Regions from separate parts of the Mus musculus genome. Here region 2 is linked to region 1. Evidence: chromatin loops called from intact Hi-C (ENCODE). Cell type or tissue: heart. All regions are shown on one strand. Each heading gives the region's core, and the rest is flanking DNA. Links, peaks and the distances in the headings are about the cores only. Region 1 overlaps Gm30691 (a long non-coding RNA gene). Region 2 holds the start of Gm30632 (a long non-coding RNA gene).

Region 1 (2,917 bases), core at 185-2,684:
AGGATTACTCACTCCCCTGGTATTTTCTCCCTTCATCTGGACTGCTTACTCTTTCTGCCCCTCTCCCCAAGGTTACTGCTCTTATATCCATCACTATGCAATCATCAGTGCAGGCCACTTCCCCTGCGCCCATCATTATCCAATCACCAGTGCAGACCACGCCTCCTGGGTCCATCACTATCCAATCACTAGTGCAGACCACTCCCCCGGGCCCATCACTATCCAATCACTAGTGCAGGCCACTCCCCCTGGGCACAAATGAGCCGTTCTATCGCCCTTCATCTTGGCGAAGCTTTCACTGTCCTCCCTCATGCTTCCATGGTGCCCCAGAGAATCTGATGGCTGGAGCTCTTTGGACATTAGTGTAGATGTTAGTAAGCCTAGGCCAGACACACGAGAGACACATGATATGCACTTTTCAACTTAATAAACAGGGACTAAGTGGCGAAATCACAGCATGGACTCCACATACTATAAAGTCTTGTGTACTGGCCTCGCTTTAGTACAGTGGTTCTCAACCTGCCTGATGCTACGACCCTTTAATACAGTTCCTCAGCTGTGCTGACCCCAGACCATAAAGACCCTAAAATCATTTCGATGCTACCCATCACTGTAATTATGTAACTGTTATGAATCATAATGTAAATATGTCTTCCGATGGTGTTAGGTGACCTCTGCGAAAGGGTTGTTTGATTCCCAAAGGGGTTGCAACCCACAGGAACTGCTGCTTTAGGGTTGGTCATTCTTGAATATGTGGGACTAGATTTCAGATCCTCACTTCCTTCGTTTCTACAGGCAGTGGTTTTAAAATGTAAAATATTTGAATTTAATGCTCAATTCCCATGTAGCTTCTTCCTTACTCCTCCCATTGATTTTGATTTTCTCCATCAATCATTTCTTCCCTTCTCGCTGTGCCCTCTGTTCAGGAATCAGCAGCCTGCTGTCACTTTGTCATGTTGTACCCAGCTGTGAAGCAAATAAAATACTCCTGGAAACCTCTGTTTTATGAGAGAACGTTTATTATGTTTGCGCTTCGGAAGCCGGTTGTCACGTTCTAGCTGAGCTTTAACATAGTGGTGTTTTTCCATTATCGCTCTTGCTGCAGGAAGGGAATCCCAGTGGTCTCAGACACTGCCACCTGGCGGCTAGGTGGAAAATAACACATCTTTTAGCAAAACGTTTCTGAAGGCAAAACCAAGCCAAGCCAAACCAAACCAAACCAATTTGCTGGAGAACTGAGGGTACAGAAACTAAAAGAACACCACCAAATTTGGGATACTTGCTCCATTCCAGCAGCTGTGAGAGGCACGTACCAGCTTAAAGCTCATGCAATCTCGACCATCACAGCAAAGTGACACTCTGCAGTCACTGATTGCAGATCTGGAAATAGACCCTCTGAGAGATCAGTTTCCAAAAGCACTGTGTATTGTGGCTTGGGAGATCCATACCCCAAAACATCTGACCCCCAAGCCTCTGATCATCTACCACAGATAAGGCCAATCTTTGGGGAGAACTCAGACTCATCGATTCTTTACCCCCTTGTACATAGGGACAAATAAATGACTAATAAATTCACATATCAGGTGGGGTGCTACTTAGAAGAAAGATTAAGTTAGTGGAGTACAGAGTCCCCTCCACCTCCGAAATAAACAGATTAAAGCTATGTGTGTTGGCTTGTTTGTTTTTTGTTAACTTGGCACAAACTAGAATCATTTGTGAGGGGGGAACCTCAGCTAAAAAAAAAAATGACTTCATAAGCTTGGACTGCAGGCAAGCCTGTGGGGCATTTTCTTAGTGATCCATTTGGGAGGACCCAACCCACTGTGGGTGCTGTCATCTCTGGGATGGTGGTCCTGGATGCTATATAAAGACAAGCTGAGCAAGCCATGGCCTCTGCATCAGCTCCTGCATCTAGGTTGCTGCCCTGTTTGAGTCTTTGCTCTGACGTGCCTCAGTGTTATACTGTAATGTGGAACTTGTAACTAAAAGAAACACTTTACTTTAGTTTTTGGTCAATGTTTATCACAGCACCAGAAACCTAACTAAGGCACTATATAAGAAAATCTTCAACTCAATAAAAAAAAGGTCATTGAAACACAAAACAATACCATTCTTTGGCTGCTTCTTTAATTGATACCGTGTTTCTTTGTCTTTCTTCGTTGTGCTGAGTCTTCCTGAGGGGCAAACCATATCTGACTGTTTTCTGTATCCAGGACCTAGGACAGAGGCTGAATTTTAACCAGAAATCTTGGTAAATGAAGCAAAGAACAGTTACAGATGCTCACAAGTACCTGGGCTGCTTGGGAGAGGTGAGCATCTTTGTTTGAAAGGGGATGCTTGGGTGCCTGGAGACCGTTTGGAGGGAACGCTCTAAAGAGGATCTTAGCACCAGAAGGGAGGGGTTGTATGAGATACCCGAGGCTAAGCTTCACAGAAGGAAGCTGTGAGGAGCCTCAGTGTGCTCAAAAACAGGTCTGTAAATTGTGATAGCAGCCAGGACCACGTTGTCGGGATAGTCTTTCAAGGCACAATGCCTTTGGCCATGAATTTTTTTTTTTTTTTTTTTTTTTTACTTCAGTGTACCACACTCTGATCTAAGATCATTTTAGATCAGAGAAGCTAGTGTCCCATTGTCCCATACTTGCAGGCCCTCCATCTCTTTTCACATCAGGCACAGTCTACACATTATGATGGAACTCTTCTCAGGGGTGCTCAGGTGATGAGGATGCTGGGAAGTAGGGGCACTCGCTGAGTCATTGAATTTAATGACATTTGGACTCTGTCTTAAAATGACTGGGCAGCAGGGCATTATGTTTCCCCCATTTCATCCATATGGCTGACATATTGTGTGCCCACCAAACCTATCCCCATGCTATGGTCCTCCCAGCCCTTTCCCTAAGAGGGAGGCTACATTTCT
Region 2 (2,917 bases), core at 295-2,794, 94 kb before region 1:
TGGCATGCAGTCATTAGTCCCAGGCAATTGTTTGGATCTCATCATGCTTGATGCATGTTCTGAACTTATGATTTGGCTAGATCCCATCTAGCACTCAAGCTATAACTTCTCTGTCATTTGCATATTTCTATAAGACAAAGTGACCAAATTCAAGTTCTACAAACATACCAATAAGTGGTCGTTATGTGACCATCATATTTAAACTTGGTTACTGCTGAGTCTCAGTCTCGTAGAGTGTGAGAGGTATATTCACTTCTATAGAGTAGTTGACCAACTACTCTATAGGTACCCAGGACTCATTATCATTCACTGAGAGTCAATTCTGTGTCCAGGGCATTGTTAAAGCTGTCCTTACAATGCTTCTGGTCCTGGCTGAGAACTAGAAAACAAAGACAGAGAACCTAGGTCATTTACTTGTGTGCAGTTGGCCCTGGCCCTGGCTGCATCAACATTCTTCTTGCTTCCCCGAGCACAGGCTTAGTCACAGCACAGTTACTCACCCTCCAGGAGAGGCTGGGAATTGGAGATGTTGAAGATTGTCTTTTTCTTGCAGGCCAGGACATGGTGCTTCTTATGTATGTCAGTGACTGACTTGGCATTTGGTCCATTTTAAGGCTTGAAAGGGAGGTGTTGACACAAAGCAGATGCTTGCATTAGTGACCCTCCCAAGGTCCCTTGTGGTCCTTGTATGTGCTTGTCATTTCCATGATGAGTAGCGATATGAAGAGGCTTTTGATCTGGAGTCTGAAATTCCGTGTTCTATTTGTGCTCTTCTGTTACCGGGTATGTGGCTGGCTGGGCAGGACATTCGCTGCTTTCTCTGAGGTTAGTCTCTTCTTTGTCATAGGGTTTAAATGAGATAATGATAAAAAAGAGCTTTGGTGCCCTGTGAATATTCAATGGTTGGACAAAGCAGGTAAGAAAAAAGTGTTGGCTCTGGCTTTTGTCACTAGCTGTCACTTGGACAAGGTCATTTCCTGGCCTGTTCCCTGTGTCTGATATCCTTTCCTTACCTCCTAAACCCACAGCAAATGTGAGGCATGTAGACACAAACTCCCTGTAGGAATACTTATAAGGGTTATTAACGCAGCCATTTTCCATTAACACAAACAAATAGTCTAGAAACATCTGGGGCACATGCATCAGGAATCTGCTCTGTGCTGGCAATTCATTTTCAAACCCAAAGTCATGCTGGATCCACTTCTATGTCCTTGAACAAAATAGGAGGGTTCCTAAGCCTGCCAGAACTTCCTCTGCCCCCTCTCTCATTTTCACTCCTGAAAAGCTCAGAGGCACCAGCAGCCAAGTAACACTTGGGTGGGCTGGTAATGAAAATCCATCCCTGGCTGGGGACAACTCCTTCTCTGCCAGCGCTCAGGCCTGTGCATGAGCCCCGAATCCCATGGGCAGGGATTTGTTCTGGGAGTGGCTGCTGGAACCTTAGGGGGTAGAGGAGAGGTATATCCAGGCCACAGTGTACTTCCTGTTCAGAAAAGGTCATGGAGGTGAGGCCTTCTTCCATTAGGGGCTTGCAGAAATTTCCCCTTGGGCCTCTGCTCCAGTACTCTGAGGGACTAAAAAAGCATCTGTCAACTAAGATATGACTCAGCTAACAGAGCTGGTCTCTTGGGGGCTTGATGGGCTCTGGATGGTGCAAATATGCCTGATGAGTCTGCCCTGTGCTCTGGGAGATGGAATGGGGAAATGGAAAAGATGCTGTGTGATGAACCATTGGCCCTTACTAGCCTCATGCCTCAACCCTCAAAGGGGCTGCTTCAAGGATAGCTCTCACAAATGAGGTCATCTCCAAAGAGGTTCTAGTTTACAGACCTGGAGTCTGCGGTACAGCAAGAGGAAATGATGTGTGCAGAGTGACCTCTTTTTTGAAGGTTAAAGTTCACTCACAGTTGTATGGAAGGGTAAGGAGGATCCATTTAGGAATGTGCTGTGTCAGACTCACTCCTGGTTTCCTATGATCAGATACAGTGTCAGATCAGTCTAATCATAAAGGAGCAGAGAACCTGCCTGCCTGCATGTTTTGGTGTGTGTGTGTGTGTGTGTGTGTGTGTGTGTGTGTGTGTGCATCCGTGTGTGCACGTGAGTGTGGGCTACACAAAGAGAGCTAAGAAAAATGCTCAATATTCTCTTACGAGAACGGCTTTTTCAGTGGGCTGGGGAGAGCTGGAGAAGAGTAAGAGGTTGAGGGAGCCATGGTGGGGGCAGGAACAAAAGGTCAAGTGCCTAAGGACCCCATGGACAAAGAACTTGGGTTTTGGATTTTCTGTGAAGTGACTGAATTTGCTACTCATGCTGCAAATGTGCCGGGGCTGTCAAATCCATCACCCAGCCTGTGTACTGCGAGAACACCAAAGAGCTGCCGAATAAAACGAATCACCTCTCCCTGAGACATTTTCAGTTGTTAACAGCTTTCTGCCTCTGGCTCTACCATCCTCGAAGTTATCTTCCTGTCTTCCTCTGCCTGTTTCACATCTGCTTCTAGGTGAGTCTCCTTCTAGGGAGTGCATTTTTCTCCTGCTGCTGTTGTTCAGTGCTTTTTCATAAAAGCTTAGGAAAGCACAGAAGTTTGAAGCTTGCAGCCTCCGTAGCTTTATGGGACCTGGGCCTTGGCATTTTTGTCTTTAATAGCCGAGTGGAAGATGGTATAACTGCCAGGACTCTACTGTGGTAGCTAAGTCAGTGGGAGCATGGTGAGGCTATTAACATAACCCCGCCTATCTGCTAACCATCTCTCCTGATTCTGGTATCCATGGCAATGCCCTCCTCCATACAGGGATGGCCTTGTCAGGTGTGAAGTTTGACCAGACCACCTTCACTGGCCTTTCTACTTTCCAACTCTTTCAGGTCCCTTAAGCCACCCAGAAGAACCAAGATCCTGCTTCACTGATGTGGAGATCTC

Evidence for each region. A loop is a pair of places that touch in the nucleus more often than their neighbours do. Peaks named below come from ENCODE experiments on the same cell type or tissue, not always from the same donor. Only the 100,000 strongest peaks of a DNase experiment are listed, where the experiment ranks them.
Region 2: a loop joins it to region 1, with 2.4 times the contacts of the local background. A loop is called at or near these places in 4 of 42 quality-filtered maps.

The regions. Positions count from the first base shown.
Region 1 is chr15:64,626,407-64,629,323 of GRCm38, forward strand. Gm30691 (a long non-coding RNA gene) reads right to left here. Exons shown (of 4, transcript XR_875386.2): 3 at 2,109-2,216; 4 at 1,035-1,145. Among named protein-coding and RNA genes, the nearest start is that of Gm30691, 2.8 kb to the right of the region's middle. In heart, for the core only: a CTCF peak has its summit at 1,131 (motif pointing left); a DNase peak (open chromatin) is centred at 1,125.
Region 2 is chr15:64,531,961-64,534,877 of GRCm38, forward strand. It overlaps Gm30632 (a long non-coding RNA gene), which reads left to right and starts at 2,044. Exons shown (of 3, transcript XR_384144.3): 1 at 2,044-2,500. In heart, for the core only: no CTCF peak of the experiment used is centred there; DNase peaks (open chromatin) are centred at 671 and 1,461; H3K27ac peaks cover 1,643 bases.